Regions from separate parts of the Homo sapiens genome. Here region 2 is linked to region 1. Evidence: chromatin loops called from intact Hi-C (ENCODE). Cell type or tissue: CD14-positive monocyte. All regions are shown on one strand. Links, peaks and the distances in the headings refer to the core of each region. The heading gives the core; the rest is flanking DNA.

Evidence for each region. Hi-C counts contacts between places; a loop is a spot of excess contacts. Peaks named below come from ENCODE experiments on the same cell type or tissue, not always from the same donor. Only the 100,000 strongest peaks of a DNase experiment are listed, where the experiment ranks them.
Region 2: it touches region 1 in a loop (5-fold over the local background); 3 of 110 quality-filtered maps call a loop at or near these places.

The regions. Positions count from the first base shown.
Region 1 is chr11:55,630,299-55,643,118 of GRCh38, forward strand. It overlaps OR4P4 (olfactory receptor family 4 subfamily P member 4), which reads left to right and starts at 4,815. Exons shown (of 2, transcript NM_001405919.1): 1 at 4,815-4,918; 2 at 8,030-10,011. The coding sequence starts at 8,060. The coding sequence ends at 8,998. In CD14-positive monocyte, for the core only: no CTCF peak of the experiment used is centred there; no DNase peak of the experiment used is centred there.
Region 2 is chr11:55,558,537-55,571,356 of GRCh38, forward strand. No RefSeq gene overlaps it. Among named protein-coding and RNA genes, the nearest start is that of OR4C16, 7.2 kb to the right of the region's middle. In CD14-positive monocyte, for the core only: no CTCF peak of the experiment used is centred there; no DNase peak of the experiment used is centred there.

The DNA of each region.
Region 1 (12,820 bases), core at 1,698-9,697:
TTCTTATAGATGCTGGATATTAGACCTTTGTCAGATACATAGTTTGCAAAAATTTCTCTCTCACATTCTCTGTAGGTTGTCTGTTTACTCTGTTGATAATTTCTTTTGCTGTACAAAACCACTTTAATTTAATTAGTTCCCATTTGTCAATTTTTGCTTTTGTTGCAATTGCTTTTAGCATATTCATCATTGAATGTTTATAGCAGCACAATTGACAATTGCGAAATTGTTGAACCAACCCAAAAGCCCATCAATCATGGAATACTACACAGTCACAAAAAGGAATTAATTAACAACATTTGCTGTGACCTGGATGAGACTGGAGACTATTATTCTAAGTGATGTAACTCAGAAATAGAAAACCAAACATTGTGTGCTCTCACTGATATGTGGGAACTGAGCTATGAGGATGCAAAGGCATATGAATGATACAATGGACTCTTGGGACTTGGGGTAAAGAGTAGGGGGAGGGGGAGGAATAAAAGACTACAAATATGGTGCAGTTTATACATGGGTGATGGCTGCACCAAAATCTCACAAATCAACACTAAAGAACTTACTCATGTAAGTAAATACCACCTTACCCCAATAACTTATGGAAAAAAATAAAATAAAACAAGAAACAAAACAAATTGATTAAAAACAGCAAGATGGAAGACTTCAACACAATCATATAAATAATTATTTTAAGTGTGATCTAAATATATCAGTTACAAAGCAGAGATATAAATATGTGATTAAAAGTAAGGGTATAGATGGCCAGGCTTGGTGGCTCACTCTTGTAATCCCAGCACTTTGGGAGGCCAAGGAGGGCAGATCATGATGTCAGGAGATCCAGACCATCCTGGCTAACATGGTGAAACCCTGTCTCTACTAAAAATACAAAAAGTTAGCCAGGCATGGTGGCACGCACCTGTAGTCCCAATAAATATAGATAACTGGTTTTTGACAAAAGAGGAAAATGTAATCTGATAGAGAAGAGGCTGAGGCAGGAGAATCACTTGAACCCAGGAGGCAGAGGTTGCAGTGAGCCAAGACTGCACCACTGCCACTGCACTCTAGCCTGGGTGACAGAGTGAGACTCCATCTCAAAAAAAAAAAAAAAAAGGAACTGTATAGAGAAAGATATACCACAAAAACATTAACTGAAAGAAAGCTAAAGAAATATTAAATTCTAACAAAGTGGCTTTCAGAAAATGAAAACTATAAGCAGTAAAGAACATTACATAATGATAAAGGGATCAATTCTCTGAGAAAGCATGACTACCCTAATATACGTGCTCCTAAAAACAGAGTTTCAAAATACATGAACCCCACATTGATAGATCTGATAGATAAATAGACAAATCAAAAATTACAGTTGAAGACTTCAATGCCCTTCTCTCAGTAATTGATAGAAAGTAGAAAATAATTCAGTAAATCCGAAGATTATTTCAACAGCATTACTAAGTAACTTGACCCAACTGACATCTATAAAACATTTCATATCAACAACAGCAGAATGTACATTCTTTATGAGTGAACATGGAACATACACCAAAATGTACTATATTCTCAGTGATTTAACAAGCCTTAACAAGTCATACCATAAACTTTCAACCTCAATAGACTTAAACTAGAAATTAATAACACAAAAATATCTGAAAGTGTTCTAATATTTAGAAATTAAACAATATCCATAAATAATTCATGGGTGAAAGTGAAAATTTCTAGAAAGAATTTTTAAAAATATTTGAAACTAAATGAAAACTCATCATCCCAAATTAGCAGCATGCAACAATAGCAGCACTTTGAGGAACATTTATAGTACTGAAGGTATACATTTTAAAAATGAAAAATCCCAATAACACAAGCTTCTACCTAAGAAAATTAGAGAAGAAGTTCAAGCCTAAACCAAGTAGAGTGAAGAAAATAATAATATTAGAATAGAAATAAGTTAAACTGAAAACAGAAAAACAATACAGGAAATAAAATCAAAAGCTAGTTCTTTGAAAAGCACAATGAAACTCATAAACTTCATTTCAGCTTAATAGAGAAAGAGACAATGTGAGAAAGAGATAAAGAAGACACACATTACCAATATCAGAAATAAAGAGGGGACATTACTCTTCTTCATACTCCAGACAGCAACAGGATAATAAGTTTGATATCATGAACAACTCTGTCTGATAAATTCTACAACTTAGGTAAAATAGAAAAATTTGAAAGCCATGTACAACGAAAACTCAGTAAAAAAGAAATTTATAACCTTACTAGCCCTATATATATTTTAGAAATTGAATTAGTGGTTAAAACCTTTTAAAAATGCTGTCCCAGAAGGCTTCACTGCTGAATTCTATCAAACACTTAAGGAAGCAAAAATACCAATTCTATACGTTCTCTTTAAGTGAAAAAGAAATATTTCCGAATTCATTTTGTGAGATATCACCCTAATAACAAAATAGATAAAAATGCTGCAATAAATGAAATCTAAATACCATTATTTTTTATGTATATAGATGTAAAACCTTTAACAAAATGTTAGAAAATCGCATCCAGCAATCAAAACAAATATGCTACAACCAAGTTGGGTTTATCCAAGCAATACAAGGCTGGGTAAACAATTGGAAAACAATCAATGTAGTTTACCATGTTAAAAGACAGAATAAGAAAAGCCGTATGGTCATATCAATAAATGCAGAAACAATTTTTAAGAAAATTCAACATATTTTAAAGCTAAAAGCTCTAAGTAAACTAGGAACAAAAATCAACTTCCTTAGTCAAATAAAGAATGCCCATGAATAACCAATAGCTAACATAATAATTAATGATGAAAAACTAACTTATATTATCTAAGATGTAGAACATGGCGAGAATGTCTTTTTTCACTGCTTATTATTTAACACTGTGTGGAAGGGCCTCGCTAGTGCAATAGGCAAAAATAATTAAATTTATAAAGTTTAAAAAAGAAGAAAGAAAACGATCTTTATTTTCAGCCAACATGATTGTGTTAACGTTACAGAGAATCTACAAAAATCTCTTGGAACTAATAAATGAATTTAGCAAATTCATAGGATACATAGTCCACATACAAAATCAACTGCATTCTTACATATGAGCAATGAAAAATTGAAATCTAAAATTAAAAAAAGTGTAACACCTATTTGCATATAAATTTAATAAAATATGTGCAAGGTCTGTGTGCAGAAAACTATAAAACACTGACGAAATAAATTAAAGATGATCTAAGCAAACTCAGAGATATACCACGGTCATTGATTAGAAGATTCAGTATTGTTAAGACACCGATTTCTCCAATGAATTTTAGATTTAATGCAATCACAATAAAAATTCCAGCAAGCTTTTTGTTTTAATAGATATCAACAAGTTGATTCTGAAATTCACACAAAAAGGCAAAGGAACTGGAAGAGCTAACATAATTCCAGAAAACAACATTGGAGGGTCCAGATGACCAAATTTCCAGACTTATTAAAAGTTATAGTAATCAAGGCAGTGTGTTATTGGTGACAATGTAGATACATAAATCAAAATACAGGACCCAGAAATAGGACAATAAATATAGATAACTGACTTTTGACAAAAGAGAGAATGTAATTTGATAGAGAAAGGATAAGCTTTTTATCAAATAATATTAGAAAAGCTGAATGTTCATATGCAAAAATGAGCCTAGATCCATGCCTCACAGCATATACTATATAGATTAAAATGTGTTAAAGACCTAAAAGTACTCTAAACTTGCCTTTAAAGAACTTGGGAAGATATACTTAGATGCTTTCTGTTAAGGGGGAAGAGAATCCCTGGAGTAGGAGAGTGTTTTGAGTAAACAAATACAGCTAGAAAAATGAATGGGCACAAATGTCTGCAAGAAAAGCCAAGAGGAACATAAGGGACCCCATGGAGAAAATGCTAACATCTGAAAACAATATGAAAACACTGACTAAATCAAGGGTGGGGGAAGACATATAACAAACAGAGAGAAAAAAAAATGTTGAAAAAGAAAGTTTAATTGGCTTGTAAGAAATAGACTGATCATAAGCAGAACTTCCAGAATCCTTTGGTAATAGTACTTTAGGGGCAAAGCAAACTTACAGGTTGAATTAATTTTTTAATACCTTGGTCTATGACCTTAGGGTATTATTATACTTTTATTATTTTAATGTTCTAATCATTAAATAAGACACAGATAAATTAATGCACAGAATAATGAATAATTATAAAGAGAGATCCCATATAACTCCCCCTCAAGGCAAGAAATGGCATTTCTGTTATTTCAGTTGCATCCTCTTTCTCTCCCTATTTGTAATCTGTATCCTAGAAGCATCACTTCCTTGCCTTGTAACTATTTTATGCCCTAGGTTCTTCATCTCTGAAATGCAAATGGTAGTGATATCTATCCTGTAGTGTTGTTACAAAGATAAATAAGGTAAATGTCAATTTGTTCATTATGACATAGAGTAAATGTTTACTAAATATTTGCTCTTATTAGTGGTGCTCACATAACAAAGCAAAAGCAAGGACTAGCTTTGAATATAGATGTAAAAAAGGAAAAGCTTATTGAAAATGACATGACCAATGCAAAATTACAGAATGTTCAACGGTATTGTTGACAAATATTAAAATGAATATTTTGTAAACTCAAAAAAGTTATACTTTTCCTGACAAGTCACCTTAAAGGTAAATAAAGTATGTAAGAACACATACTTCTTCCCCAGAGAACATGATGAAAGCACTGCATGGGAATTGATGGAAGTAATTTTCTTACATAAGAACCAGAACTAGAGTTTCCCTCTCAGATTATAGAGAATGGAAAAAGAAACTCAAATTGCATAAACGGCAGATCTCAGTCATAAAAATCTTTGTATTAAATAGGATTCAAGTTACATGCTCTGGTAACGTGGGTCTAAGAGGATGCTAATTGGTGAGTTGATTACATGGGGGACATATAAATAATTAACTGTAAGTAAGTAAGAAATGCCTTGGGAAGAAATAAAAATGTAACTTTAGAATATAGCCTTTACCTAAAATTTTGCCTGGCATTTGAGCTTGAACACCTTCAGAAATCACTTGGTTCTCTTTGGACTATGATTTGAGTAGTTTTTGAAAACAAGGCAAGTACTCCTCTTGCCTTCAAACTTTTTTTTATGGGGTGGCCTCCCATCATTTATTTGATTTGGTGATATGACAGGTAATAGTTACTAACATGGTATGAATTTTGTGTTTGCTTGTGCATAAGTTGGGGAAAATAGAAAGTGAAATATCAGTAGCATTCAACATGCTGAAGATGTCAAGTCAGATGTTGCAAAGAAACAATTTAAATAGTTAGGGAATGACTACTTTCAATGAAGAGAGGACAGAATCGACTATAAAGGAAAAAGGAAGAGATTCTGAATAAATTCAGAGCATATGTGAGTCAATTATTTTTTTCTCTCTTAGCATTGCCCTCATAAACATGTGATATTTGTTGAAAATATATTTTTTACTCCTGTGTTAAGAAATCATATTAAGCAGTTGCTAATTTTTAAACAAGCTGTACTGCAAATTCTATAGACTAAGACATTTTTGGATTAAATGAACACTAAGCTTAAGGAGGACCTGATTGTCCACTGGGGATGAGATGACATATTCTAGAAAAATAAGATAAATGTCAACAGATAATAGCACCTACTTTCTTGGAGAACTGCATGTGAGAAAAGGGACATGCTGTTACAACTCTTGAGAGATAGCCTGAAAAACTTTGACAAAAAAGAAAGTAATTCTGAAAATGATATTGTGAGAAGAGTTCTTAGATAGAATTGAGGCTAGTGTCCTCATTTTGCAGAAAGGAAACATATGCGCCAAGAATATAAGGTCATAAATCTAAGTGGCAGTGTTAGGGTATACACTCAAATCACTTTTCCCCCAGCAATTTTTCTTACGGGGACAATAGCTGAAAATGCAGTATTGCTATTCATGTTTGGGAGAACAAAATATATCTTGCTTCCTGCAGAAATATGTGAGCTGTACTTTTGTTGCTTTCTAGAGCTGGCTTATATAAGGATCCTGAACTGATTCAGTTTGTGTTTTTAATAAATACTTTGGCCTAATTTATAGTTCTATATTTCAACTTAGACATTTTCCATTTAAGTATCACTGTCTAAAATGGAGCGATGACTGAAATTCAAGAAGTGTCCTACTTTGCCTGAGAAATTCAGACATGTATGCAAACTTCAGAGTTGGGACAGTCAGGATTAATGTTCAGTTTATCCCGTGTGAGTTTTCTTACTTTCACATGGACATATGGTGAGAGGGTTATAAATTCAGACTTTGGAGTCAGAGAACTCAGATTTTAAGCCTTAGTTTGCTATATACCATTTGTGTTACTATGTACAATTTCCTAAAGCTCTAGAATCCTAATGTAATTTTCATGTGTTTTCCTTGTGATATATTGATATTAGCACAACGATATCATCCCTTGTACACTATTTTATTCTTTTAAATGTCCTTTATCATCTATTATTAAGGTTGAGCTTCAGCATCAATCTCTAAGTACACAGAGGAAGACATATTTCCTTACATTTAAAGTGAAGATAAAGCATTTTAAAACAAGTTATAAAATTTGCAAGATTACATTTGAAGTTAGTGGCTGAATTAAGACAAGTAACGGGGATTGCCTCCAAATTATAAAGCATGATTAGATTTTTACTGGTAAATTAAAAAAAAGCACTAACATTGTAGTAGTTAAACATGGTGGTTCTATGTCTGTAAAAAAGTTGAACCCAGAAGAAAAATTGCCAGGTAGAGAATTTAGTCATCAGCTGTAGCTGACAAAACCAAGACAACAATTATAGGGATTCAAATTACGTTGTTAGTAAACTTACAGTAAATGAAGACAGATTGATGCACTGGTTTTGTCTGAGAACATTCTGTGCCTTACTTTACTTACAGGCTTAATTTTATGTAAGAGTCTTAATATGCTTGTTGGGGTTAAGAAGTGTATTTCAGGTGGGTTTTAAATAACATACATAAATTTGTGAAAATGGAAATGTATAAGAAGCAATTTTAAGAATAATTCAAACTAGTAGTGTATTCAATATTATAATTTTCTTCTTCAAATAAAATGAAATTGCCTTTCTTATTTATTGGCAAAGATTAGTGTGATTATGGAGAAGATCATAACCTTTTTCTCAAAAAAGTGCCTTTAATCTAATTCTAGTTCTTGAAATTCCACTATGAAAATGAATGTCTTCTTGAAATTTCAATTTCTATTACAATGAAATTATTCATTGTATTGGTAACAATGTTAACTTGGTAACATGGAGAGATGAGGAAGAAATTTAAGGGGGTTTAAGAAGTCAAGAATGAAATTAGGGCTGAAAATGTATATTATAAATGGACAGTCATTCTGAGGACATCTGGTAAGAATTAATTAAAATATTTTGATGTAATATTATTTTTAGAAAGCAATGAAACACATTGGATAATTCAGTGTCATCTTTGCAGCAACATTCAAGACTAACAACTTAAGATATGTTTGTTCACCACCTACAACGTTGGTTTTAGTTTATGCAATCAAATCCCATTTGTTGATATCAATATTGCTAATGCTTAGTGCTATGGTTAATTCAATGAATTTTCTACATTATTTAAAAAATAATATTTGTATGACTTGTTTCCTTAATAAATTTTGAATCCCAGAGAGTAAAAGCAGTATCCTTTGCAAGGAATTATTTTGTATTACAATATTGTATATTACATTAGACTTTGGAAATAAACATTCCCTATGATAGAATTTTAATATTGTTGATTGAACAATAGAATTCATACCTACTAGGGCAGGGATTGATCACAGTGTGCTAGAGAGCTAATGGAAATCATCTAGTATATATATACATGGAGAGTCTTATTAGAAAGCCATTTTAATTGAATACCAGATATTTACTCTCTGAACCACTTGAATGAGGTAAATTAAATCTAGCTAGTTCCTCAAATAAAATATGATCATTGTACTTCTTAACAAAGACTTGTAAGCTTATAAATTATGTCATTTCAGGTGACTTATATGTTCTATCTACACTGGACCATGGAAAAAAGCAATAATAGCACTTTGTTTATTCTCTTGGGGTTTTCCCAAAATAAGAACATTGAAGTCCTCTGCTTTGTATTATTTTTGTTTTGCTACATTGCTATTTGGATGGGAAACTTACTCATAATGATTTCTATCACGTGCACCCAGCTCATTCACCAACCCATGTATTTCTTCCTCAATTACCTCTCACTCTCCGACCTTTGCTACACATCCACAGTGACCCCCAAATTAATGGTTGACTTACTGGCAGAAAGAAAGACCATTTCCTATAATAACTGTATGATACAACTCTTTACCACCCATTTTTTTGGAGGCATAGAGATCTTCATTCTCACAGGGATGGCCTATGACCGCTATGTGGCCATTTGCAAGCCCCTGCACTACACCATTATTATGAGCAGGCAAAAGTGTAACACAATCATCATAGTTTGTTGTACTGGGGGATTTATACATTCTGCCAGTCAGTTTCTTCTCACCATCTTTGTACCATTTTGTGGCCCAAATGAGATAGATCACTACTTCTGTGATGTGTATCCTTTGCTGAAATTGGCCTGTTCTAATATACACATGATAGGTCTCTTAGTCATTGCTAATTCAGGCTTAATTGCTTTGGTGACATTTGTTGTCTTGTTGTTGTCTTATGTTTTTATATTGTATACCATCAGAGCATACTCTGCAGAGAGACGCAGCAAAGCTCTTGCCACTTGTAGTTCTCATGTAATTGTTGTGGTCCTGTTTTTTGCACCTGCATTGTTCATTTACATTAGACCGGTCACAACATTCTCAGAAGATAAAGTGTTTGCCCTTTTTTATACCATCATTGCTCCCATGTTCAACCCTCTCATATACACGCTGAGAAACACAGAGATGAAGAACGCCATGAGGAAAGTGTGGTGTTGTCAAATACTCCTGAAAAGAAATCAACTTTTCTGAATTGTTTCTGCTTTTCATGCCGTGGTTCCCTGATGAATGAGAAAAATTCACTCTCATCTTGCTCTTGTCCTTAATGTTTGGAGAGAAAAGTGGGCAAACAGGAAGCATATCCCTTCTGTGGTTTTATACTTCTACATTGACATCTCTTTAACAAATTGAACATTATTCTTATCCATACTCTCCTCCGCCTTTCTTAATCATTACGATTGTGCTTATGTGACATGAAATAACCAGAAAATTTCTTAAAAATAAAGGATTACATGGCGTTGTGTTGAAAAAATAAAACAGATTATGTGTTTTTTGTGCCTTAAAGTTCTGAGAAGATCAATGAAATATTACTCTCAGCTTTTACATTTTTACTCAAGTCTAAACACAGAAAATGCATGTATTGCCTGTGTACAGCTCACGAATTTTTGCAAACTGAGCATGATTGTGAAATCAGCAACTGAATTAAGAGACAGAAATTATCAGCACATCAGAGGTCCTCCTTATTCCTCTTTATGATTAATACCTCCCAAAGTTAACCACAATATTTATTCCTAAAATAAATAGTTTTCGGCTGGGCACGGTGCCTCATGCCTGTAATACCAGCACTCTGGGAGGCTGAGGTGGGTGGATCATGAGGTCAGGAATTCGAGACCAGCCTGGCCAAGATGGTGAAACCCCGTCACTACTAAAAATACAAAAATTAGCTGGGCGCAGGGGCGAGCACCTGTAATCCCAGCTACTCGAGAGGCTGAGGCAGGAGAATCGCTTGAACTCGGGAAGCGGAGGTTGCAGTGAGCCGAGATCATGCCACGGCACTCTAGCCTGGGTGACAGAACAAGATTCCGTCTGAAATAATAATAATAATAATGATAATAATAATAATAATAATAATGTTTTTATCTTTTCTTGTACTTTGAAGAGTAAGAGTGATTTACATTTTGTTGCTGCGTGTGTGTCTTCTTAGTGTTTCATTTGTGAGTCATTTCTCATGTTGGTAAGTTTTCTGACTGTTTTCATTGATGTATACGGTATCTTATCATATGAATATATAATGATTGATTTATCCATTCCCTTGTTGCCAGACATTTGCGTGGTTTCCCATTTCGGGTTACTATGTATAGTGCGGCTTTGAACATTTTGACACATGTCTTTTTTGGTGAATGTATGTCTTTTATTATTTCATTATACTTTATAATGTAATTAAAACAATTTTAAGAAAATAGTAAGTACTATATTTGTATTAATATTCTTTCATAATGTATTACTGATATAAAATGAAAGATATTTATTGAAAAAATAATTATCCATAGAAAAACACTAAGTGAAATAAAACATTTAGAAATAAATAAGTGAAACATCTTGCACTTCTAGGATCCACACAATGGGGTATGGGATAAGCTGATTAATGCAAAATTGTCTGTCAATCATAGGAAAAAAGGAAGAAAGCTCTTAGAATGGTAATTTACACAATGAAGCTTAGAAAAACTTCCAGGAATGCAGCATTAGATTATGATAGCAAGATTAAGACACAGGAATCACCACTGAAAAATGTTGTCAAATAGAATATTCATTGTAGCATATGAAGTCACTTGCCATATTAAATGAAACTAGGAAAATTCTGTGTTTAGCTTCTAAGAAGGAATAAAAAATATACTTCACTGTACTCCCAATAAGGGCAGTGATGCCAAATGAAGAAGGCATGCTATGAGTTTATACTAATACTGGATTGTCACGTGCACACTCAAACACACACATGTGTGTGCAGGCACATAATGCAGAAAATAAAGTCTTTTCAGGAATTTATACTTAAGGCATAGTTGAAATAAATCTGCTCATATAGAAAACCAAAAATTAAAAGAAGAAAAAATTTGCTCAAAAGCAAATGATCACACAATAAAAATGACGGAATATAGGTAGACATTAGGTTGGAAACAGCTACATCAGAGCACAGCATACAAAGACTGGGTTTATTGTAATTAATGGACACAAAATATAATATAAATCTTTATTGTATAAAATAGAAAATGATTTTAAAGTCAAATTACAACATTGGTTTAAAATTTTTCTAGGCTGTTAGAAAACAAACAAAATAACTTCAAGAAATAAATAAAATGTTATTTTTATTAGAAACTCAGTGGATAAAACATAGTAGTGTATCCTAATTAATCAGTGAATTCCAAATAGCAACAAAATTACTCAGAACAAAGAAGAGAGAGACAAAGATATGGAAAAAGTTAAAGGGATATTAAGAGACCTTAGAAATGGAATAAATGGGGGCAACATATATCTACCAAACTTCAGGATTTATAAAATAGTGAGAAAATAAAATTAAAGAGATAATAATTGACAATTTCTAGAACTATGAGAAATATTTAGAAAAAAATTACAACAAAGTGAAAGAGTTGCTCTCAAAAAGAGCCCTACAAAATATTATTTCTAATTAATAATAATTTAAAACACAGGGTAGGATGCAGCGACTCACACCTGTAATCCCAGCACTTTGGGAGGCCGAGGCGAACAGATCACCTGCGATCAGGAATTTGAGACCAACCTGACCAACATGGAGAAACCCTGTCTCTACTAAAAATGCAAAATTCGCTCGTGTGGTGGCACATGCCTGTAATCCTAGCTACTCAGCAAGCTGAGGCAGGAGAATCGCTTGAACCTGGGAGGTAGAGTTTGCAGTGAGCAGAGATCATGCCATTGCACTCCAGTCTGGGCAACAAGAGCGAAACTCCGTCTAAAAAATAAATAAATAAATAAATAAAAATTAAAACACAGACTAGAAGCCAGAAGAAAATAAAATTACATTTTAAAAGTGCCAAATGTAAAATATTATCCTTGAAGTCTATATTTTTTCAAGAAAAGTGAAGTGGGGAGTCTTCAGTAGAATAAAACAAAAGAAACCGCAATTTAAAAATGGCCAAGAGTTCACTATACAGACACACTCACTTAAAGTAGTTGTAAATATTAATTTTTATTAAGAGGAAAGATGTTCCAAGAAGGAAAATTAAAAATCCAGGAAGGAATAATGAATCAGGAAAATACTAACCTTATTTGTAAACTGAGATATTGTGTTAAAAATATTAATCATGTCTAATATATAAGATGAAAAATAGAGGAGAGAACAAAAAACTTAGACCACAACATAGTGGAAGTTGAAAAGAAGTATTGTTTGGTAGGAAAGAAAAGACACTGATTAAATTCAGACTTGGTAATATTAATGTACAGATATGATTTTTTCAGTAATTACTAAAATAGCAGGAGTGGGAGAGAAAAAGAGACAAAGAAATGTATTATTATTATTTTTTGAGACAGAGTCTCGCTCTATCACCAGGCTGGAGTGCAGTGGCACGATCTTGGCACGCTGCAACCTCCGCCTCCAGGGTTCAAGCGATTCTCCTGCCTCAGCCTCCTGAGTAGCTGGGACTACAGGTGCATACCACCACGCCCAGCTAATTTTTGTATTTTTAGTAGAGACAGGGTTTCACCATATTGGCCAAGTTGGTTTTGAACTCCTGGCCTTGTGATCTGCCTGCCTCGGCCTCCCAAAATCCTGGGATTACAGGCGTGACCCACTGCACCCAGCCAGGAATGTATTTTTAAAAAGGAACAATACCATTCCAAATAAAAGGCAAGAAAATGGGAAGGAAACAGAAAAATTGGGCAAAAGCAAAAATAAAAGCAAAAAAAGATCATAGAAGCCAATTAAAATATATAAGTAAAACAAAATTAACACAATGTAGTAAATTCTTCAGCAGGATAATGAAAATTATCATAATGGTTTAAAATACAGTTTGTCAAATGTGCTTTCACAAAAGATGTACCTAAACG
Region 2 (12,820 bases), core at 3,234-11,233, 70 kb before region 1:
AGAATTTTGGGAGATCAGGGATTCTCCTGAGGGTGTGCTCTCAGACCTCAGCCAATTGTCCTGTTGGTTTGACCCATAAAGTTAGCTCATGTTGGTACCAAGTTCCAATAAGATATTTGTGAAAGGCCAGGGCATCTCCACTCAGAATCCTTCTGTGGTTACCAAAAATGTGAACCCCAAAAATTTGAGATAGATCTCAGTTAATTTAGAAAGTTTATCTTGCCAAGGTTGAGGATATGCACACATGATATAGATTCAGGATGTCCTGATGACATGTGCCCAAGGTGGCTGGGGCATAGCTTAGTTTTATACATTTTAGGGAGACAAGAGACATCAATCAATATATGTAAGAAGCACATTGGTTTGGTCTGGAAAGGTTGAATAACTTGAAGCAAAGGCAGGAAGACTCAAAGCAGGGAGGGGACTTTCAGGTCACAGATAGGTGGGAGACAAACAGTTGCATTGTTTTGAGTTTCTGATTAGCTTTTCCAAAGGAGGCAATCACATATGCATCTGTCTCAGTCAGCAGAGGGATGACTTTGAATAGAATGGGAGTCAGATTTGCCCTGAGCAATTTCTAGTTGGAAGGGGCCCAAGATATTTTTCTTTCACAAGTGTGTACAAGGATAAGTGAAAATCTACACAATGAGCTCTGGGAGTCCTTTCCTCTTGCAGCTCCCAGGATGTCAGCAGCCAGTACACAAAACAACCTTATTGATTTTCCACTACCATGCACATATCATAAGAGATGGTGGATTGTTTTCGTAAGAAAAGAGATGATCTATGTACTGCATGATAGCTCACAAATTAAGCCAAAAAATATACAAGCAATGCCCACACATTTGGAGATTCCAAGTAACTATTTTTCAAATTTCCTCTTCTTTAAACATAAGTGTCAGGCCTCTGAGCCCAAGCCTGCCAGTATACATCCAGATGGCCTGAGACAACTGAAGAACCACAAAAGAATGGCTGGTTCCTGCCTTAACTGATGACATTAACTTCTGACATTCCTTCTCCTGGACAATGAATCTCAGGAGCTCCCCACCAAGCACCTTGTGACTCCTGCTCCTGCCCCTGCCCGCAAGAGAACAACCCCCTTTAACTAATTTTCCACTACCTGCCCTAATCCTATAAAACTGCCCCATGCCTTTCTCCCTTTGCTGACTCTTTTTGGACTCAGCCCACCTGCACCCAGGTGATTCAATAGCTTTATTGCTCACACAAAACCTGTTTGGTAGTCTCTTCACATGGACTCACCTGACATTTGGTGCTGAAGACATGGGACAGGAGGACTCCTTTGGGAGACTAGTCCCCTGTCCTTGACCTCACTCCGTGAGGAATCCACCTATGACTTCAGGTCCTCAGACCAACCAGCCCAAGGAACATCTCACCAATTTCAAATCAGGTAAGCAGTCTTTTCACTCTCTTCTCCAGCCTCTCTTGCTACCCTTCAATCTCCCTGTCCTTCCAATTCCAGTTCTTTTTCCTCTCTAGTGGAGACAAATGAGACACGTTTTATCCATGGACCCAAAACTCCTGGACCATCACAGATGCTTCAGGTAACTCTTACAGTGGAGGGTAAGTCTATCTCCTTCTTAATCAATACAGAGTCCAACCACTCCACATTACCTTCTTTTCAAGGGCCTGTTACCCTTGCCTGCCAAACTGGACAACATTCTTTTATGCACTTCTTTTTAATTATCCCCACCTGCCCAGCTCCCTTATTAGGTGGAGGCATTTTAACTAAATTATCTGCTTCCCTGACTATTCCTGGGCTACAGCCACATCTTATTGCTGCACTTTTACCCAGCTTAAGTCCTCTTTCACATCCTCCCTTTGTATCTCCCCACCTTAATCCACAAGTAGGGGATACCTCTACTCCTACCTTGGCGATCCATCATGCACTCCTTGTCATCCCGTTAAAACCTAAACACCCTTACCCCATTCAATGCCAATATCCCATCCCACAGCAGGCTTCAAAAGGGTTAAAGCCTATTATCACCCACCTGTTACAACATGGCCTCTTAAAGCCTAAAAATTCTCTTTACAACTTCCCTATCTTACCCGTCCAGAAACTGGACAAGTCTTACAGATTGGTTCAGGATCTTCACTTAGTTAATCAAACCATCCTTCTCATCTATCCTATAGTGCCAAACCTGTACACTCTCCTGTCTTCAATATCCCCTTCAATATCCTGTCTTCAATAGTGAGTCTTCAACTCACTATTCTGTTATCTACCTCAAAGACACCTTCTTTACTATCCCCTTGCATCCCTCCTCCAAGCCTCTTTTCACTTTTACTTGGACTGACCCTGACACCCACCAATCCCAACAACATACATGGACTGTTCTGCCCCAAGTCTTCAGGAACAGCCCACACTACTTTGGCCAGGCATTTTCTCATAATCTGCTTTCTTTTTACCCATCTGCCTCCCACCTTATTCAATATTTTGTTGATCTTCTTTGAGGCCCTCTTACCAATCTTCCCAGCAGGACACTATCCTGCTTCTTCAACATATCTACTCAAAGGGGTACCTACTATCCCCCTCCAAGGAAAAAATTTCTTCCCCTAGTTGTACCTATAGTATAATCCTCTATCAACATACATGTCCCTTTCCTGCAGAAAGTATTCAGTTGTTCTACCAGACCCCAATCCCCACGACCAAACAACAACTCCTTTCCTTCTTAGGCATTGTTGGATATTTCCGACTCTGGATACCAGGTTTGCTATCCTAAACAAGCCACTTTACAGGCTCACAAAGGGTAAAATAACTGATCCCATAGGCCCTAAGTCTTTTCCCCATTCTTCCTTTTGCTCTCTCAAAAAGGCCCTGGAGACAGCTCCCTGTTGCCTTTCTATCAAAACAACTTGACCTCACAGTTCTGGGCTGGCCTTCATGTCTGTGTATTAAAGTGGTGGCTGCCACTTTAATACTTCTAGAGGACTTTAAAGTCAGAGGCTATGCTCCACTTACCCTTTACAGTTCTCACAACCTTCAGGCATCAATATCCTCCTCAAACCTTTCACATTTATTGTTTACCCCACAACTCTGCCAGCTCTATTCACTCTTTGTTGAAACTCCAACAGTAACTATTTCCCATGGGCCCAATTTCAAACCAGTTTCTCACTTAGCACCCAACACAAGTCCTGAATCACAGGACTGTATTTCCCTAATACACAGAGCATCTTCCCCCTTTCCTCATATTTCTATTCTTCCAATTCCAAACCAAGACCACACTTGGTTTATCGATGGCAGTTCTTCTAAACCCAATCAATTTTCACCAGCTAAAGCTGGATATGCTGTCATGTCCCACACCTCTATTATTGAAGCTGCTGCACTTCCTCCCTCCACCACTTCCCAACAAGCTGGACTGTTTGCCTTAACTCGTGCACTCTCTCTCACTAAAGGAATGTATATTAACATTTATACTGACTCCATATATGCTTTCCACATCCTCCATAACCATGCTGCCATCTGGGCTGAAAGAGGCTTTCTTACCACACAAGGCTCTTCCATTATCAATGCCTCCTCAATAAAGGACCTCCTTAAGGCTGCTCTACTGCCGACCAAGGCTGGAGTCATTCATTGTAAAGGACAACAGAAACCTATTGATGTTATTGCAAAAGGAAATGTCTTTGCAGACAGGACAGCAAAAAAATAGCTAATGCCTCCACTCCCTCTAGTATTCCAGTCCCCACTCCAGAAGGACAGTAATTTTCTTTCTCCTCTATCACTCCTACCTACTCTTCTTCTGAAAACCTGCTCTACCAGTCTTTCCCAACTCAGGGCAAATGGTTCTTAGACTATGGAAAATTCATTTTTCCTGCCTCACAAGCTCTACCCATTCTTTCTTCTCTTCATGACCACTTCCATGTTGGATACAAGCCTCTGGCTCACCTCCTGACACCCCTCATCACCTTCGCTTCATGGAAATCCATCCTTAAGACTATCACCTCTCAATGCTCTGTCTGCCATGCCACAAGCCCTCAAGGCTTTCTCAGGCCTCCTCATATTCTTATGCATCAGGCTCGTGGATATACTCCAACACAAGATTGGCAGTTTGACTTTACTCATGTGCCCTGTGTTTGTAAATTTAAATATCTCCTAGTTTGGGTTGACAGCTTCACCGGATGGGTCGAGGCCTTTCCCACCAGCTCCAAAAAGTCTACTTCAGTCATTTCTTCCCTTCTAACAGATATAATTTCCTGATTTGGCCTCCCTACTTCTATTCAATCTGACAATCGTCTGGCTTTTACTAGTTAAATTACCCAAGCCATCTCTCAGGCTCTTGGTATTCAGTGGAATCTTCATACGCCTTACTGTCCTCAATCTTCAGGAAAGGTAGAATGGACTAATGGTCTTTTAAAAACACACCTTACCAAGCTCAGCCTCCAACTTATAAAGGAGGACTCTGTATATTTTTAAATGAAGAGTGTTGTTTTGACCTAAATCAGTCTTGCCTGGTATATGACAACATAGAATAACTCAAGGATAGAGCCCCAAAACTTACCAACCAAGCAAATAACTATGCTGAATCCCCTTGGACACTCTCTAATTAGATGTCCTGGATCTTCCCAATTCTTAGTCTTTAATACCTGTTTTTCTTCTTCTCTTATTCTGACATTGTGTCTTCCATTGAGTTTCTCAGTTCATACAAAACCTCATCCAGGTCATCACCAATCATTCTATATGACAAATGCTCCTTCTAACAACCTCACAATGTCACCCCTTACCGCATAATCTTTCTTCAGTTTAATCTCTCCCACTCTAGGTTCCCATGCCACCACTAATCCCACTCAAAGGAGCCCTGAGAAACATCACCCATTATCTCTCCATACCACCTCCAAATTTTTGTGCCCCCTGAACACTTCACTACTATTTTCTTTGGTTTTTCTTATTAATATAAGAAGACAGGAATGTCAGGTATCTGAGTTCAAGCTAAGCCATCATATCCCCTGTGACCTGCATGTATATATCCAGATGGCCTGAAGCAACTGAAGAACCACAAAAGAAGTGAAAATAGTCAGTTCCTGCCTTAACTGATGACATTCCACCATTGTGATTTGTTCCTGCCCCACCCTAACTGATCAATTGACCTTGTGACATTCCTTCTCCTGGACAATGAATCTCATGAGCTCCCCACCGAGCATCTTGTGACTGTTGCCCCTGCTCACAAGAGAAAAGCCCCCATTAACTGCAATTTTCCATTACCTACCGAAATCCTATAAAACTGCCCCATGCCCATCTCCCTTTATGGACTCCTTTTTTGGACTTAGTCCACCTGCACACAGGTGATTAAAAAGGTTTATTGCTCACACAAAGCCTGTTTGGTGTTCTCTTCACATGGACGCATGTAACAGCATGGAAGTGATTTCAGTAACAAACATTCTATTATAGTTAAAGCATTACATCAGCCTTGGAGACCAAGAGAACATGTTGGAAGTAGATATTGACCATTTTACAATATACCCCAGGGAATGTATTTTTTCCTTTCCTGCTTCATGAGCCAGAGGTCAGGGTTGGGTTCAAAGAAATGTGTAAGCAAGGCTGATCTAAAGAACACATCATGGTCATGACCTCATCATAGCTCCTGGCACAAAGACATTACACCCTAGAGAAACATGACATGTGGAATCAATCTCTATACCTTATCTGAATAAATTATATTAGATTTTAAATTATGAAATAGGATGAAGATATCTTTAACTTTGAGGCAAATTATCTGCAAACAGTGTGCCAGTAGAAGGCATCAGGTCCATTTAAAACTCATGGATCTGGAGGTGAATCTATGTATTGAACTAACAAATCTGAAGGAGAACACACATCATTATCATTCTTTCAACAGCAGATCTTACTTTACTTGGGCAGGCTTTTGAGACTAGGCTATACTCTAGAAAAAAAAGAACTAGGGCATCATCTAATATTCTAAGGTTTTTAAAAAATTATTATTATGCCTCTGCTAGCCTGTGCAAGTCTTAATTTTAACATTTTAATTAATGTATTTATTTCCCCCACTATAAACAGATGTGAGTCATCTTTAATTGATTCCATTATGTAGGGGTAGAAAAAATATTCTTATAAATATGGTTTCATTAATAGAAAAAACATAATCTTATGGCTCAGATCTAACTTTCTAGATCACATATTGTAATACTATTTAATAAGTAAAGCAATATTTACACCTCAAATGAACTATTTCTCTCAAAAGACAGTCTATTTAGTGTTCAAGAAATTTTAGTCCAAATATATGACGCAGATCAAGTGACTAAGCATTGACATTTTGAAATTGACATTGAAAAAGAAGTCCATGTAGTTTGGATTGCAAATTGATTCATGTACATAACTAAAACAATAACAACAAAATGCAGCATTCTTCAAATTAATTTTTTAAGTCATAGTGTAGAGATTTTTGGGTCTGTTCACAAATATTCCACATAGTGGAAAAAAGAAGATCTCATTATATGTCAAAAAAACACAAATATTCCACTATATGGAAAACTGTTTCTTAATGCAGCTATATGGAAAAGTATATGGAATATTTGTGGGTTTTTTGGCATATAATGAGATCTTCTTCTTTTGGTATATAAAGAGATCATATTTCCTGTATCTCTTATGGAGATGTCATAATCTTATCCTGTAAAGCTAAATGTTGGTACATCCTGAAATGCATTCCTGCCAACTGTATTCCTAGGGACATATTGAAAAATGTTCATAGTTGCACTGTTCATAGTAGTCAAATATTCACTGATAGGATAATGAATAAGCGCATTTTTAAATGATAACAGTGGAATGTGGTATAGAATGAAAACAATTCAACAACAACATTCAACAATGGAAAAAAACTTAGTAAAATTAAGGTTGAAGGAAAAAATTTTAAAAACTACTTAAGTTTTTTCATATAATATGATAAATTGTGTACAAGTCTAAACCAAGGAAAAATAAAAAATAGATACCTGAGAAAGATAACTTACTTTTAAGGAGTAAGATAATTATACATTAAAAGATCAGGACATTGGTTACTTTTAGAGTGAGGCAGGGGGCAGGATAGGAAAGGAGTTAAAATAGATTTGGTCATTGGTAATGTTTAAATTTGGAGGATAGATAGTAAGTTTACAAGTATTTTTTGTACAATTTAAATAAAGGTAGAAAAATCAATAATATAAAGTTGATAAAGGAGTCTGGAAATACATGAACTCTAGTTGACATCTTATTAGTAGAACTGCTTGTTTGTTGTTCTTTTCTTCTGCTTGTTTGTTGTTTTTGCTTTCTTTGGTGTTGACTCCATTTTTGATCAGGGTTTCTTTACTCATGGTAAGATTACAGGCAGGAGTTGTGGGTCTGCTCCTGCAGAAACTCCTTTAGGAAAAAAGAACCAGCATTACACAATATAACCATGTAACAAACTTGCACACATACCCCCGAATACAAAGTTTTTATAAAGGAACAACTTTTCCTAAGAGTTCCAACAAAAGTACTAAGTCTGCATTTCATTTGCTGCTGGATACCTGACCTTATTATTACAGCTTTGGAGATATGTTTTCTGATGATCAAACAGGAGTTGTATTTCCATCCTTGAGAGATATTATTACCCAAACCTTATATGCTGAATACAGGCAGGTTGTGATTCTTCAGAGGAATATCAGGGTTGAGTTATCCAAGAAGAAGGATGAATTCCTGTCGGGCATGCACAATCAGGGCCCACTGAGGCAGTTTTTAAAACTCACCTTCAGCCATCATTATGTAACAGGTCAGATGTATCTGCAAAACTGTTTAGATATTATGCAGCAAAATATCAAATGTCCTGCAAAGGGTTGAATGCATCCTCCTTATTGATACTGCATTCCACACCACATCAAGAAATATAACACATTTCTATTATGCAGGACAACCTAACATATTTCATGTCTCATGATCTCTCCCAGTGCTGGAAATTGTGCTAGTGTTGTAGGACTTTCTCCTTAGTTCAGCTAAAAACGGGGTCCTTGTCACGTTGCCAGGAGAGATTAGGCTTTTAGACACTTTGAAGGGTGAGAAAAATGGAATTTATTGGCCTTAAGGGAAGAAAAGGGAAACAGGGACTCTCAGCAGAGCGAGATTCTCGCTAGTATAGGCTTCCCACCTCACTGATTGAATCCCAGGTACCACCCAGGAAGAGGAGGGGCCAGCCTGCTCCTCTTCCCTGCAAAGGGGTAAAATTCTGGAGGCTCTACCCCAGTGCACATTCCTCCCGGTAAGCAGGTTTGTAGGAGGTTCTTCAGGGACCACTTTCTACTTGGCCGTCTCACTAGTAATAATCTATGCAAGGGATTATTCCAAAATCAAACTTCATTTCTATTTGCTGCCTTCTAAATTAGTGGCCTTAGTGTAGTTCAAAAAGAAACAGAAGAGATTATTTTGTTTAACACCATAGAGGTGGTTTTTCAGAAAAGAAAATTATATATTGTGACTCAAATTCTTTTTCAATTTCTTTCATTTGTTTTATTCATTCATTCACTTACTAAACTCTTCATTATTAATTGTATACTAGAAATTATGATTTATAAATGCCTACTGTGGTGGCTATGGTGGAGAACAAGATAGTCATGATGCCTACCTTCAATAAGTGCTTATAATTTATAGAACATGCTAAGAGTTTGAGGAAGAAATAAAGTTTCTTTCTTGGTTTCTAGCCTTATGTAAACTTTTTCTTTATATATATATTATATATACATTTTTATTATACTTTAAGTTCTAGGGTACATGTGCACAACGTGCAGGTTTGTTACATATGTATACATGTGCCATGTCAGTGTGCTACACCCATTAACTAGTCATTTACATTAGGTACATCTCCTAATGCTATCCCTCCCACCTCCCCCTTCCCCCCACCCCACAACAGGTCCCGGTGTGTGATGTTCCCCTTCCTGTGTCCATGTTTTCTCATTGTTCAATTCCCACCTATGAGTGAGAACATGCAGTGTTTGGTTTTTTATCCTTGTGATAGTTTGCTGAGAATGATGGTTTCCAGTTTCATCCACGTCCCTACAAAGGACATGAACTCATCATTTTTTATGGCTGCATAGTATTCCATGGTGTATATGTGCCACATTTTCTTAATCCAGTCTATCATTGTTGGACATTTGGGTTGGTTCCAAGTCTTGGCTATTGTGAATAGTGCTGCAATAAACATATGTGTGCATGTGTCTTTTTGTATTTTTTTTTTTTTTTTTGAGACGGAGTCTCGCTCTGTCACCCAGGCTGGAGTGCAGTGGCAGGATCTCGGCTCACTGCAAGCTCCGCCTCCCGGGTTCACGCCATTCTCCTGCCTCAGCCTCCCAAGTAGCTGGGACTACAGGCGCCCGCCACTACGCCCGGCTAATTTTTTGTATTTTTAGTAGAGACGGGGTTTCACCGTTTTAGCCGGGATGGTCTCGATCTCCTGACCTCGTGATCCGCCCGCCTCAGCCTCCCAAAGTGGCATGTGTCTTTATAGCAGCATGATTTATAATCCTTTGGGTATACACCCAGTAATGGGATGGCTGGGTCAAATGGTATTTCTAGTTTTAGATCCCTAAGGAATTGCCACACTGTCTTCCACAATGGTTGAACTAGTTTACAGTCCCACCAACAGTGTAAAACTGTTCCTATTTCTCCACATCCTCTCCAGCACCTGTTGTTTCCTGACTTTCTAATGATTGCCATTCTAACTGGTGTGAGATGGTATCTCAAATATAGAAGTCTAGTATCTCAAATATAGAAGTCTAGTATAACTAATTTAGGGAGGGTTGAGTGGTTTAAGAGATTACTTAAGGAATACAATGCTTCTCACCTTGGCCTCTGTAATACCACATAGAAGCATAGAAGGAGCCTCTTAACCCTGGATTCCACTCCCTTCTGTCCTCCACCATTTCCTGGTTGCTTTTATGTTAGCTCTTCTCTGTTACCTCCAACATCAATACATTGTTTGTTTACTATTGTTTTAACCAGTGTATCTAGCCATCCTAAAATGGGCTAATCTTGTTTGAAGAGTTGTGGAGAGTGCAGTAGTTATTAGAACATGTGCTGTATTACTGGTAATACTTTGTCTCCAGACTATTGTAACCCACTTTTGTGTCTGATTCCTTTGAGAATTTGTTGAAAGGTGTTAACACTACTCTGCAAAGAAAATGGATGTAGAATCATACACATAGACATGCACAAAAGTGTGCTTCAGTATCAGAAGGCTATGAAAAACATCGAGGCTCTCCTTGCAACTCTAAAGATTCAAGGATTCATATAAAGAAAATAACCCAACAAATTCTTCAGATGATCATTTTTATGGGAGTCAGAGTCCCAGATTCTTTCTTGGCCATGTGGTGCTGTGCAGAGTACATCTTCTACTCCAGGTCATGGATCTAATTCATGGAGTTATCTGAAATTGATCTCAGCGGGTTCTTTTGTTTGTTTTTTTGCTTTTTAATTGAGAAACATATTTGTCAGTGTGCTATTCATAATACATAGAAATCTCCAATAAGTAATAAGTGGATGTGTCTTTCCATCACAATAGTACTGAAATAATTAGATATTATTATTACATTTTTAGTTCAACAAAGAACGTTCAGTTACAAAACACTAAGCACTATTAGCAATATCAAGACAATAGCACAGAAAGCAAAAAAAAAAAGGCACTAAACACCTATATTGTATTAGACATTGGGTTTTGTACAGTGGAGAATAATATGCAGAGAACACATAGCTTTCCTGTATTCTTATTCTAGGATAGAAGCTAAGCATACACAAATAATTGAGTTTAAGCAATTATATATAGCAGTATAAGAAAAGAATAAGGGAGTCTTTTAAAAAGCAGCAGAGAGAATTTCCTTTATCACAAGGCAATTTTTGAAGGCTGCTTAGATGAAGTTTCTTCACAGTTGTGTTTTGAAATTTTGTAACAGTTGAAGTAGATAGAAGTGGAAAGGAATTCCAGGGAAGAAGACAGATACCGATTATTGATTAAACTGTTAACTAAATATTTGATGAGGACCTATAATTATTACCAAATTAATTACATTACATATCTGTAATCCTTAATTTACCTAAAAAACTTTATGTCCCAATATATAAAGTAAATAATACAGACTACCTAGAAATGAATAGTCTACTAGGATTACTGATATACAGACCACAGACCAAAGGTTATACCCTCAAAGGAGTGCTCAAAGTCATAAAGTATTAGAGGTGAAAACTACTTCTACATTATCAGGCCTCCAAAGCCTACCACATTTTCAAGTACAAATACTTTGTAATGGATCACCCTTTTAAATGAATAAAGGAAAAAATGAGCTTATTGTAATAATTAAAATACCAACTCAGTTCCCTTATAGTTTAAGATACATTTCAAAGATTACAGAGTCCAAATATATATATACATATATATAAAATATATATTACTGAGTCCAAAGAGTCAAAAGATATATATATAAAGTATATATATGTATATAAAGTGTATATATATAAAATATATATGTATATAAGATATACATATATACTTTTTTATTCTTAGCACACCAAAGTGAACAACTTCATCAGACACTTTCCTGGGAGTATTTTTTTTTTTATTTGGAGGAAGATAAGGGATATTTCAAATCTGGTGAGGAGAAGAAGGAGAGGAATCTGGAGAGAGGAAGAAGTATATATAAAGGGAATTTTGTGTCTGTTTTGTCTATTTTATTCTGTTTTGGCCAACTTGTAACTTTCACCAATGTTTTGAAGGTATTGATTGAATTGTGGATGTAAAAACTAAAAGTAGAAGTTCCTCTTCAAAGACTTTACTCCCCATCTAATTAGGAATAAATAGTAACTTCTCTTCGAAGCAAATTTTGTTTAAAGACCTGCACTCCTAAATATTTGCCCTGGCATGCTTATACTGATCCAAGCAAGCATTAGGTCATAGCCTGTTCCTCTTTCTTATTTAAAAGTGTTTTTACCTTTGTCAGCATTCCACAAGTTACTTCCTGCTTCCTTTTTCTCCTCTGCCTTTGCCTCTTTTAAAAACTTCTGAGTTGCTAGCCAATATGGACAAATACAGAATGAGGTCCTGTTCCAGCCAATGGAAAACGGACACAGCAGTTGTCAGGTTATAAATGACCCTGTCTCCTTTGTTCGGTGTACTCTCGTGGCAAAACTGCTGGCGAGTGTACCCTTTCTGGAGGAAGTAAAAAATGACCTTTCTAAATAAATTCAATTTGTGTTCAAGAGCTATTTCTTTTATAACACCAGGGAACAAGCATTTCAAACAGTGGAGAAACACAATGGGCTTCCAGACTATATTTAAATAAATTACACTTTGGTTTATATTTCTACTTGCATATTATGTACTGTCTAGTGTCATCTTGACAACAAAAATGTAGAGAATTTATTTTTCTTGAAAGAGAAGCCTTGTGATAATATTAGTTTCCATATATTCTTAAAAACTGATCTTCACTGGGAAAAGTGACATTTCAAAGTTGAAGCACTGACTTTTCCATGATAGAAAATAAATTGAATGAAGAAGGTATTTAGTATCTACTCTCTCTTCTCTAAAACCACATCACCTTCTTTCCTCCAAATCTCTGCTCTGTTCCAGGAATGTGCAGTTTTTGAATATCAGGATAATGAAAACTCTTCTGGGGATTACAAACATGATCTGGTTCAATGATAACACTTCAAACCACCCCACTTATAAAATGCTTTCTTGTTTTCATGATTCTAATATTTAGTTTGAATTGTGAAAACAAACAGTTGAGTAGTAATACTGTACCCCACCCTCATCTTATTTAAATGTAACCTCAGAAACTCTGTGTGTTCTAGGGATGCTTTCAA